Linked DNA regions of Homo sapiens: region 1 is linked to region 2. A link is a contact called in ENCODE POLR2A ChIA-PET data. All regions are on one chromosome and are shown on one strand. Each heading gives the region's core, a stretch centred on a gene start or an enhancer-like site at or near the end of the contact. The rest is flanking DNA. Distances are from core to core; before and after follow the strand shown.

Region 1 (5,293 bases), core at 1,326-3,825, 210 kb after region 2:
CAAAAAATTCCAATACTATCTTTGTCACCTTGTGTCATGGATCTATTTTGAGCTCTCTCGCGGTTCCTGAGCTCCTGTGTTTAGAGTGCACCAGGCTCTGCCTTCCGGGTTCAAGTCATTTTTTTTTTTGAGATGGAGTCTCGCTCTGTCGTCCCAGGCTGGAGTGCAGTGGCATGATATCGGCTCACTGCAACCTCCGCCTCCCGGGTTCAAGTGATTCTCCTGCCTCAGCCTCTCAAGTAGCTGGGATTACAGGTGCACGCCACCACGCCTGGCTGATTTTTGTATTTTTAGTAGAGGTGGGGGTTTCACTGTGTTGTCCAGGCTGGTCTCAAACTCCTGGCCTCAAATGATCCACCCAGCTAGGCCTCCTAAAGTGCTGGGATTACAGGTGTGAGCCACCGCGCCCGGCCTTGCGATTTTTGTATCTCAGCTCAGCTCTTCACACGAATTCATCCTCACAACCGCAGGGGATTCGGAGGGGTCCAGTAATTTTTCCCTTTTCACAGCCAAAGCAGCTGAATCACCAAGGCCATGAAACGAATGAGGATCTGCCTGATGTTCACCAGGCTGGCCCCTCCAGATCACTGCAAAGTGGGGCAAGATGAGAACAGCGCCAGGGGTTGATGACACCCAGGGCGCCCCAGCAGGACATCCTGGCCCAACTGCCCTCCAGGGTCCCGGTCAGAGGGCCAAGCTTTGCTGCTAGTCATGGCCCAAGTAGCCTGTAGCTTCTTCCCCGGATGGATGTGGGATCCTCCCAGAAAGGCCTGACCCGACCTAATCCCAGTCTCCCCACCTTTTCTGATACTGCTTCCTTACCTGGACCTCTCCACCCGCTGCCCGGCCCACACTCACCACTGGGCTCAGCTCTGCTGGGACACTGCTGCCTGGACCGTGCGTGGATGGGGGCGGGGCGGGGACGAGGGGAGGTGGAGAGGTCACTGCTCCTGGGAGGGCTGGGAGTGGCAGTGAGCCGTTGGTCTGGCCATTCTCCCTCCGTGAGGTTCAAGATCAAAAGTTCCCATGGGAAGGCCACAACCATTTCTTCTGTGAGGCCCGGAAATGATAATGGGTTCCTCATACTAAAAGACTTTCCTGGCCAGGTGCGGCGGCTCGCGCCTATAATCCCAGCACTTGGGGAGGCCGAGGCCGGCGGATCACTAGAGATCAGGAGTTAGAGACCAGCCTGGCCAACATGGTGAAACCTTATCTCTACTAAAAATACAAAATTAGCCGAGCGTGGTGGTACATGCCTGTAGTCCCAGCTACTCGAGAGGCTGAGGCACGCGAATTGCTTGAACCCAGGAAGTGGAGGTTGCAGCAAACCGAGATCATGCCACTGCACTCCAGCCTGGGGGACAGAGTGAACTCTGTCTCAAAAAAAAATATTAAAATTTAGCCTGGTGCAGTGGCTTATGCCTATAATCTCAGCACTTTGGGAGGCCGAGGTGGGCAGATCACGAGGTCAGGGGATCGAGAACATTCTTGCTAACATGGTGAAACCCTTTCTCTACTAAAAATAGAAAAAATTAGCAGGGTGTTGTGGCACATGCCTGTAGTCCCAGCTACTTGGGAAACTGAGGCAGGAGAATCACTTGAACCCAGAAGGTGGAGGTTGCAGTGAGCTGAGATTGCGCCACTGCACTCCAGCCTGGGCGACAGAGCAAGACTCCGTCTTAAAAAAAAAAAAATTAAAATTAAATTTTTAAGACCTTCCTGCTCCCTGAAGTGGGCCACCCTGATCCCAGCCCCCAGGTCTGGAGTCACCATTTCCAGTTCTTCAAACCTGCCTGTTGCCGACATGCTGGGTGACCTTGGGCAAGTCACTTCGCCTCTCTGTGCCTCGAGGCCTCACCAATAGAATGACCCTCACTGGAAGCTGATAATCAAGTCCGCCCACCCACTTGGACATTCCAGGACTGTTCAATTTCAGTGCCATATAGACTTACATAAGCAGGGCTGCATTTCTTTAATTTGAGTAAAATGCAAATGCTCCTGGTGGATGAGTCTGCACTTCTCAACCCCAAGCCTGCTCAGGTGCATCACTTGGGCGGGAGGGAGAGGTCCCACCCAGACCCACGGACCTCTGCTCTTGGGGTGGACAGGCCCTGGAGATTGGCATTTTGCAGAGCCTCCTGAGGAGGGGAGTTCAGACTTTAGAAGGCAGAATGAGGGGCGAACTCCCCAACCCCAATACCTGACCACATGCACAACAATGACAAATTTTTGGGAAAAGAGTGAGCCAACAGGCCAAGGTGGGTGGATCACCTGAGGTCAGGAATCCAAGACCATCCTGGCAAACATGGTGAAACCCCATCTCTACTAAAAATACAAAAATGAGCTGGCTGTGATGGTACGCTTGTGGTCCCAGCTACTCAGGAGGCTGAGGCAGGAGAATTGCTTGCACCCAGGAGGCGGAGGTTGCAGTGAGCCGAGATCTTGCCACTGCACTCCAGTCTGGGTGACAGAGTGAGAAGGGACCTCCAAGGCTATCGTGTTCAGCTGCTGGGGTGAGGAGTAGGGCAGAAGGCTGGGCACAGGATGTTTAGGGGATGACAGGACAGAGAAGACCTGTGGCCCCCAGCAGGGTGGCCTCAGCCGGGGGGACTTTCCCACCCACCTCTGCGCACTCAGGCTACCCAACTGAAAACAATGCAGCCTCAAAACTGCCCTTCTTCGGGGAAGACAGGAAGGTTCCCGTAGCAGAACAAGTAAAACGTCAGGAGTTAGCTAACCGAGCAAGATGAAAAAAACTTGCAACGCCTCCCTACACGCAAGTGCCAGGAAAGGGAAGGAAATCACACAGGGGCACAGCTGAAAGCCAGCAGAGCCAAGGACCTGAGTGGCTTTCTTGGAACTGATAGCTTCGCGCTAGACAAAAGTGAATGAGAATATGAACCAGGTATAAAAAGCACGAGCCGGGTGCAGTGGTGCGCGCCTGTCAGGCCCACCTGCTAGGGGGGCCAAGTGGGAGGATCACTTGAGCCCAGGGGTTTGAGACCAGCCTGGGCAACCTTGTGAAGCCCCATTTCTTAAAAAAAAAAAAAAAAGTTGAATGAAAAGAGCACAAAGAAGAGATGACAGGCCAGGCACGGTGGCTCACGCCTGTAATCCCAACACTTTGGGAGGCCAAGGCGGACAGATCACCTGAGGCCAGGAGTTTGAGACCATCCTGGCCAACATGGTGAAACCCTGTTTCTACTAAAAATACAAAAATTAGGCGGGTGTGGTGGCGGGCGCCTGTAATCCCAGCTACTCAGGAGGCTGAGGCAGGAGAATGGTGTGAACCCAGGAGGCAGAGGTTGCAGTGAGCCAAGATTGCACCACTGCACTCCAGCCTTGGTGACAGAGCGAGACTCTGTCTCAAAGAAAAGAAAAAAAGGAGAGATGACAAAAAAAATATATATATCAGGAAATGCAAAGAAACTGCAGAGGGGAGGAAACGCATTAACCAAAACAGGACCATGACACATCTAAAAACAGAGTTACAACATAGTACATGCATCTGAAAAGCAAGGGAATAGTGTGGGAGAGAAACTTGAAATAATTGCAGTGAATTTAGAGAAAAAGACAAATTAAAACAATTAGAGAGAAAATGACCATTATGGGTCCCAGACCTTCCAACATCAGGGTGACTGCACTCCCTGAAGTAGATTATCCAACAACTGAAACAAAAAGCTATTTAGAGAAAGTCTTCCTGAAACGAAGAACCAACTCTACAGACTGCGAGGGCATGACTACTCCAGGGAAGCAAATTCACAATGACCAACATAGGAACATACTGGCTGAGTTAGTGAACTTTTTTTTTTTTTTTTTTCAAGACAGAGTTTCGCTCTTGTTGCCAGGCTGGAGTGCAATGGCAAGATCTCAGCTCACCACCACCTCTGCCTCCCCGATTCAAGCGATTCTCCTGCCTCAGCCTCCCGAGTAGCTGGGATTACAAGCATGTGCCACCATGCCCAGCTATTTTTGTATTTTTAGCAGAGACAGGGTTTCTCCATGTTGGTCAGGCAGGTTTCGAACTCCCGACCTCAGGTGATCAGCCCGCCTCGGCCTCCCAAAGTGCTAGGATTACAGGCATGTGCCACTGCGCCCGGCCAAGTTACTGAACTTTAAGGATAAAGAAAAAACTCTTCAGGCACCTGGACAAAATGTCATTAAAGAATGGAATGGAAGGCCGGGTGTGGTGGCTTAAGCCTGTAATCCCAGCACTTTGGGAGGTTGAGGCGGGCAGATCACCTGAGGTCAGGAGTTCAAGACCAGCCTGACCAACATGGAGAAACCCCCTCTCTACTAAAAATGCAAAATTAGCCGGGCGTGGTGGCGCATGCCTGTAATCCTAGCTACTGAGGAGGCTGAGGCAGGAGAATCGCTTGAACCCCAGAGGCAGGGGTTGCCGTGAGCGGAGATCGCGCCATTGCACTCCAGCCTGGGCAAGAAGAGCAAAACTCCATCTCAAAAATAAATAAATACATTAAAAATAAAAATACAAAAATTATCCAGGCGTGGTGGTGCATGCCTGTAATTCCAGCTACTTGGGAGGCTGAGGCAGGAGAATCACTTGAACCCGGGAGGCAGAGGTTGCAGTGAACCAAGATCACACCACTGCACTCCAGGCTGGGCAACAAGAGCAAAACTCTGCTTCAAAAAAAAAAAAAAAAAAAAAGAATGGAATGGAATCTATTTCAATTTCATTATAAGGCTAAATGCTGATAGCCAGGCATGGTGGCTCATGCCTGTAATCCCAACATTTTGAGAGGCCAGGATGGGTGGATCACTTGAGCTCAGGAGTTTGAGACCAGCCTGGACAACATGGCGAAACTCTGTGTACAAAAATACAAAAATTAGCCAGGCATGATGGCCAGTGCCTGTAATCCCAGCTACTGGGGTGGTTGAGTAGGGAGAATCACTTGAATCCGGGAGGCAGAGGTTAGAGTAAGCTGAGATCACACCATTGCACTCCAGCCTGAGCGACAGAGCAAGACCCCATCTCAAAAAAAAAAAAAAAAAAAAGGCGGCCAGACATGGTGGCTCACGCCTATAATTCCAGCACTTTGGGAGGCTGAGGTGGGTGGATTACTGGAGGTCAGGAGTTCAAGACCAGCCTGGCCAACATGGTGAAACCCCATCTCTACTAAAAATACAAAATTAGCTGGGCGTGGTGGCGTGCGCCTGTAATCTCAGCTACTCAGGAGGCTGAAGCAAGAGAATCACTTGAACCCGGGAGGCAGAAGTTGCAGGCAGAAAGAGTGAAACTCCTTCTCAAAAAAGAAAAAAAAAAAGACTAAAT
Region 2 (5,811 bases), core at 77-2,576:
GACAGTCACACTGGAGCTTCTGTGGCCACTGGAACTCAACAGCATTCCTGGTTCTGAGTAGTCACTGGTGTCCCTAACTTGGAATCCCCTTCCTGACATCAGATCACTTAACTCCTGAGGGCTGGCCCTTGTTTTCTGGTCTCTTTCTGAGAATAAAAAGTATTTACTTGTTCTGTGACCCAGCATTCTTGTTTTACCTGGCACGACTGAGAGAGTTAAAGCAGAAAGCCCTGGAATGGTCCCTTTATACAGGTTGTTTCATAGCATTAAAGAGCCAACAGCCGTCCCGGCAGCTGCCCAGCCTCAGATCCTCTTGGTTGTTGGTTCCTCTTTGTCCCCCATTTCCATCCCACAACCAAGGAGCTTCACTGCCACCATGTCTTCCAGCTAATACTCCTCTTCTCAATACTTTCCCCATTTCATCGTTGTTGCAGGTTCTCTCCTCATCCCTCTTCTTCCATTCTCTCCTTTGCCAAGCCTGCAGAGCCCCCCTGCCCTGGCCTCAATTGTCTACATTTTACTTCCTACCATCCCCTTGACTCAGCCTACACTCCAGTTGAAAAGAGTTGCTCCACTCTTACCTTCCCCTCTCTTGGAATTCCCTTCTCCTGTGTCTCTAAAGGGCTCCCCCCAGTGCCCAGCTCCAAAGCCCTCCTGGCCTCTTCCTCTTCTGCACTTCATCTCTCAGCAGCATCATACCCTCGGCTCTCTCGGGCTTCCACTCGTTTTTTCCTTCAGTGATCGTTATTTATGTGTTGCCCTTATCCACTGACTAGATTACACATTCGTGAAAGGTTGAATCCATGTCTTACTCATTTCTGCAACTCCCACAGTAGTGCCCAAAGTGGCTTCCCTAGTAGACAGTCCATAAATGAGTCATTTTTGTGTGTTAAATAAGTCAAACATTTTATTTGTTAAATCAGTTTTTACAAAGATAATTTGTTCAGCCAAAGGTAGGTAGGATGGATGCTTTCTCTTTTTGTTGTTGTCTTTGTTTTTTTGGGACAGGGTCTTGTTCTGTTGCCCAGCCTGGAGTGCAGTGGCACCGTCATGACTCAGTGCAGCCTCAGCCTCTCAGGCTCAAGGAGACCTCCCACCTCAGCCTCCCAAGTAGTTGGGACTACAGGTGTGAGCCGCCACACCCAGCTAATTTTTAAATTTTTTGTAGAGACGGGGGTCTCACTATGTTGCCCAGGCTTGTCTCAAACTCCTGGGCTCAAGCGATCCTCCTGCCTCAGCCCCATAAAGTGCTAGGATTATAGGCGTGAGCCACCGTGCCCGGCCTGGATTCCTGCCTTCTCATGCAATGACTGTGCTGCTTTTTTTTTCCCTTTAGTAGCATCTTTCCCTGGCCCATTGAAAGAAGAGAATCTGTTAAATGTTCCGAAGCCACTGCCAAAACAACTGTGGGAGACCAAGGAGGTGGGTGAACAGTACTCAGCTATGTTTGTTGTCACTGAATGTTTGTACTTAGAGGTCATTGAAAAATCCTGCAGAGGTGAAAGCAAGAGGAACTGGGGGAAAAGGAGAAGATTTGTCTGAGAACAGAGATAAGAATATACAAGGGAAGGACGTTTCAAGTAAAAATTATCGCGCTTGTGTCAATGAATTAGCACATTGATCTCTTGGCTTACTAATTTTCATATGAATTGACTTATTTAAAAAAAAAAAAAAAACCCTGCTAAGTCCTCCATATCTTATTTGTTTTGCTAAAAGCTCTGAAACCTGGTTGTAAGTCATAGGCAGATTTTTCTGTTTTTTTAGCCAGCACTTTATACCAGTCTCCAGCTTCTGTCCAGAATTACTGGTATACCAGATAGCTCTTTTTAACTCAAGGGCATTTGACCTGAGTCCTCCAAGAGTCAGTAGACAAGTCATCTGTTTTACTATGATTTCCATGCGCCTTTGAGAATTTGTATCTAAAATTGTGCTAGCTGACCTCCACCTCGGCTCTCTAAACCTCACCCACTGTGGAAGAAAGGGGAGGTCCCACGGTACTTGCCTTGGCCTTTCTTCCCAGAGGGAAGCTGTGTTGACTTTGAAAGAAAACAGTTAATCTGTTCCAGCCCTTAAGGATGCTCTATTGCAATTGTTTGTATTGCCTGTGTACTTAACTATCCCCACCTGTTTAGGATCCCTTTGGCCCAGTTCCATTTTCTTCTGCCAAGTCTACCAGAGTCACCATTAGCATTAGTTGTCTTAAAAGGCTTTTTGTAAAAGCAAGATGTATTTGATGTTTAATCATTTGGGAAGTAAAAAAGAGATATGATTTAAAATTTACATATTTAAACACAGGAGAAGCAACCACACTGTCTTTTGGCTGTGAGAGGCACATGTGGTTGTGGAGGCTTTTATCAGAGGATAACTATGTCTTCTCCACCAAAGAGGGCAGTGGTGTGCCCTCCTCCCTGAGTACCAGGGACTGGTCTCTGGAAAGAGATGTTCATCTCCCTTGGTTCTTGTGGATTTGTAATACTCATTCCTGTCCGTCTGGAGCTTATATTCTAGTTGAAATAGCTTAGTTTCTTCTGACATTCATTTCTTTTTTCACCCTGCTTTTTTCTTTTATTTATTTCATTTCCTCTCAAGCCAATTGGAAAAGAAATGTTTATTTAAAAGCTCTATGTCGTCCAGACCCAGTGGCTCATGCCTGTAATCCCAGCACTTTGGGAGGCCGAGGCGGGTGGATCACCTGAGGTCGGGAGTTTGAGACCAGCCTGGCCAACATGGTGAAACCCCGTCTCTACTAAAAATACAAAAATTAGCCGAGTGTGGTGGTGCATGCCTGTGATCCCAGCTACTCGGGAGGCTGAGGCAGGAGAATCGCTTGAACCCAGGAAGCGGAGGTTGCTGTGAGCTGAGATGTGCCACTGCCACTCCAGCCTGGATGACAAGAGTGAAACTCCGTAAAAAGCTCTATGTGTAAAACATTGGTCTTTTAATGTTAATCCAGAAGGTAAATTGATAAGGCATCAAATTAGGAAAATGTATTAATATTATGCCTCCCTTAGGCCTGGAAGTTTGAGTTTAAAAAAGTCATGCCAAAACCTAAAAGGCTGCTGTGTGAGGACTCTGTCGACACGCAAGCTCTCACTTGCGCCCACTAGAGCCTCAAGGTCCTTACGAAGACACTTTTCAAAAACTTGAATTTGGCTTTACAGCGAGTAAGCCCAGCTTTCATTGTCTCTTCTCAGATTCAGTCCCTGTCAGGACGCCCTCGATCCTGTGATGTTGGAGGTGGCAAGTAAGTAATATTCTTTCTGTTCGTGTTTCAGGGACTATCCTGAAGGTTTTTCCCAAAAGTCTCGCTGCTTTGTTACAGAACTCTCAGAAACGTAACTTGCTATGCATAAATTGAAAGTCAACTGCATTTTCATAAAAACAGCCACTCTCTTTTGATACTCATATTTCATCTGTTTAAACTAATTAAATTACATGACTATAATAACAAACAAAACTTACATAAGTATGTTTGAGAATCACACAACTGACTCTTGGTAAATACACAACTCTCCGGGTAGAAGCAGTGTCAGAAGCAGAAACGTGCAGGAATCGAGAGGAGCCTACCAGCCCCGAGCTGTGGCAGGCTGTGGGCATCGGTGACATCCTGGCCAGGGGAAAAGGGAAGCATCAGTTCACCTGGCAGCTTAATGGCACAGAAGTTAATTAAGAGAGTTTCTGTGAATGTACTTAATGTCACTGAACTGTACACACAGAAATGGTTAAAATGGTAAATTTTATGGTATATTTATTTTACAACAATTTAAAAACATAAATGGAAGATAAATATATTTTCCATTTGCAATACAAAAAAGTTTCTATGAAACCATTAATTTGTTAGTGGATTTAATAGTATGCAACTTCACTCCCTAAAAGGTTTGAGACAACTTACAAAAATATAGTACAAGCAAATGAAAAAGGAAGTTCATGAGGAAGTTGAGTCTAAGAGAGAACGAGGAGATGAGAGAGATAATGAGGCCCTTGCCTTAACAGAAACTGCCTTGGGAGGGCCGGCTGGTGTGCTGCGTGGGACGGTACAGACAGCTGCTGGGGAGGTTCACAGAGAGGACCCCTTGGAACTCGATGGGCTGTGTCCTGAGAGAGCCCCAAGGAGGCTTCCTGGGGCTGTTTATCATAGTGTCCGTGAGAGCAGTCCCACCACTTGGAACTGAAGCCAATTCAGAAACAGCAAGGCTGCAGGGCCAAAATAATGTGGTTTGGAAATGGGATTCTTGCATGATCTGACTTAGTACATACAATCACCAGTGGGTCAGTGGGTGAACTAAATCCACTTCAAGCAGTCATTGAATGTGATTTCCCCCAACAGAGCTTCCTGTGAGTATCTCACAGCAGCGCAGTCAAGGCACTCTCTACTGAGTACCTGGAGCTCAGACATTCTTTCTGGCAGGTTAAACGTAAACTCAGGTGATTTGCTGAGCTGCGCCACGGGTTGATGTTTGCTTCAGAAAGTGGGCAAGCCTGCCAGGACGCATGCCCAACAAAAGACAGGCCGCCGAGAGGTGCAGGACATTCCCATGGAAGGGGCAAGCTTTTCCTCAAGGGAGTCTCCCTCAACCTAGTCTGGTTCAGGGGCTTCCTGGTAAAATGGAAATTTGGAAACAAAAACAAAAACAAAAACAAACATTTTCCTCAAGAATCAATTTTGGCTTAACCATCAGATAACCTTCAGGCTCTGAAAGCCTAACATTATAGAATTGGGCTGCAGTACTTTAGCCCTCAAGAGGTTTTTGTTGTTGTTGTTTAGTTAGTTTGTTTGTATTTATTTATTTATTTGAGATGGAGTATCGCTCTGTCGCTCAGGCTGGAGTGCAGTGGCATGCTCTTGGCTCACAGCAACCTCTGCCTCCCAGGTTCAAGCGATTCTCCTACCTCAGCCTCCCAAGTAGCTGGAATTACAGACGTGCACCACCATACCTGGCTAATTTTTTTATTTATAGAAAAGATAGGGTTTCACCATATTGGCCAGGCTGGTCTTGAACTCCTGACCTCAGGTGATCCACCCACTTTGGCCTCCCAAAGTGCTAGGATTACAGGCATGAGCCACCATGCCCAGCCTGTTTTGTTTTTAAAGATAGATAGGGCCTTGCTATGTTGGCCAGGTTGGTCTTGAACTCCTAGTCTCAAGTGATCCTCCCAAAGCACTGGGATTACAGGTGTGAGCCACCATGCCTGGCCAACCTGGAGAGTTTTAAAGCAGGTGTTTCTTAGGTAGAGAAAGTTGCTTTCTTGCTCTTACTTTACAGATAGAATTCCATTCAGTGACTTCTAGTCATGCAGATATTTATTGACCCCCTAATTCTTGGCACTGGGTTAAACAATGAACAAAACAGATCAAGTTCCTGCTTTCGAGGAGCTAATAATCTAGTAGAGCAAGATGGGCAGAAACAAATAAGCAAAGCACAGCAAAAGTCATGTGTGGGTAAATGCACTGAAGGAGACGCAACTGTGGCAGGTGGACAGGCAGCCACCAGCGGGCGTTGAGGAAACCTTTCTGATAGTGTGAAGCGACGCAGAGAGGGCTCCAGGCAGCAGGAACAGCAAGTGCAAAGACCCCAAGGCAGGAGTGGGCCTGGAGTTCAAGGAGGCTTGTATTGCTTGGATCTGACGCAGAGAAGATGGGAGTCGTTAGAGGGTCTTGAACCGGGGGGCGCATTACTTTCCTTAGATCAGTGGTGACTCCGTTAGGTAGTAACTATATTTGGAAAGGAACCACCTGTATTTCTCCCAGCTGCAGAGGAATTGTGTGAACGTTACTAATGACCTGTTTCACAGTGGTCACATTTTTTCCAT

Evidence for each region. ChIA-PET counts read pairs that join two places held with the same protein, here RNA polymerase II (POLR2A).
Region 1: POLR2A ChIA-PET joins it to region 2 with 12 read pairs in H1. The contact joins two enhancer-like sites. POLR2A ChIA-PET finds 5 or more read pairs at or near these places in 3 of 52 experiments (A673, H1 and Panc1).

The regions. Positions count from the first base shown.
Region 1 is chr15:90,827,461-90,832,753 of GRCh38, forward strand. No RefSeq gene overlaps it. Among named protein-coding and RNA genes, the nearest start is that of FURIN, 38 kb to the right of the region's middle. RefSeq lists an enhancer at 2,630-2,719. Within about 2 kb of position 2,576, at least 10 of the 41 ENCODE cell types and tissues checked have a DNase peak (open chromatin) inside an H3K27ac peak, as active enhancers do.
Region 2 is chr15:90,616,547-90,622,357 of GRCh38, forward strand. It overlaps CRTC3 (CREB regulated transcription coactivator 3), which reads left to right. Exons shown (of 15, transcript NM_022769.5): 8 at 1,337-1,422; 9 at 3,195-3,244. CRTC3-AS1 (CRTC3 antisense RNA 1) reads right to left here. Exons shown (of 4, transcript NR_120372.1): 4 at 3,463-3,607. Among named protein-coding and RNA genes, the nearest start is that of LINC01585, 41 kb to the right of the region's middle. RefSeq lists an enhancer at 4,260-4,309. Within about 2 kb of position 1,327, at least 4 of the 41 ENCODE cell types and tissues checked have a DNase peak (open chromatin) inside an H3K27ac peak, as active enhancers do.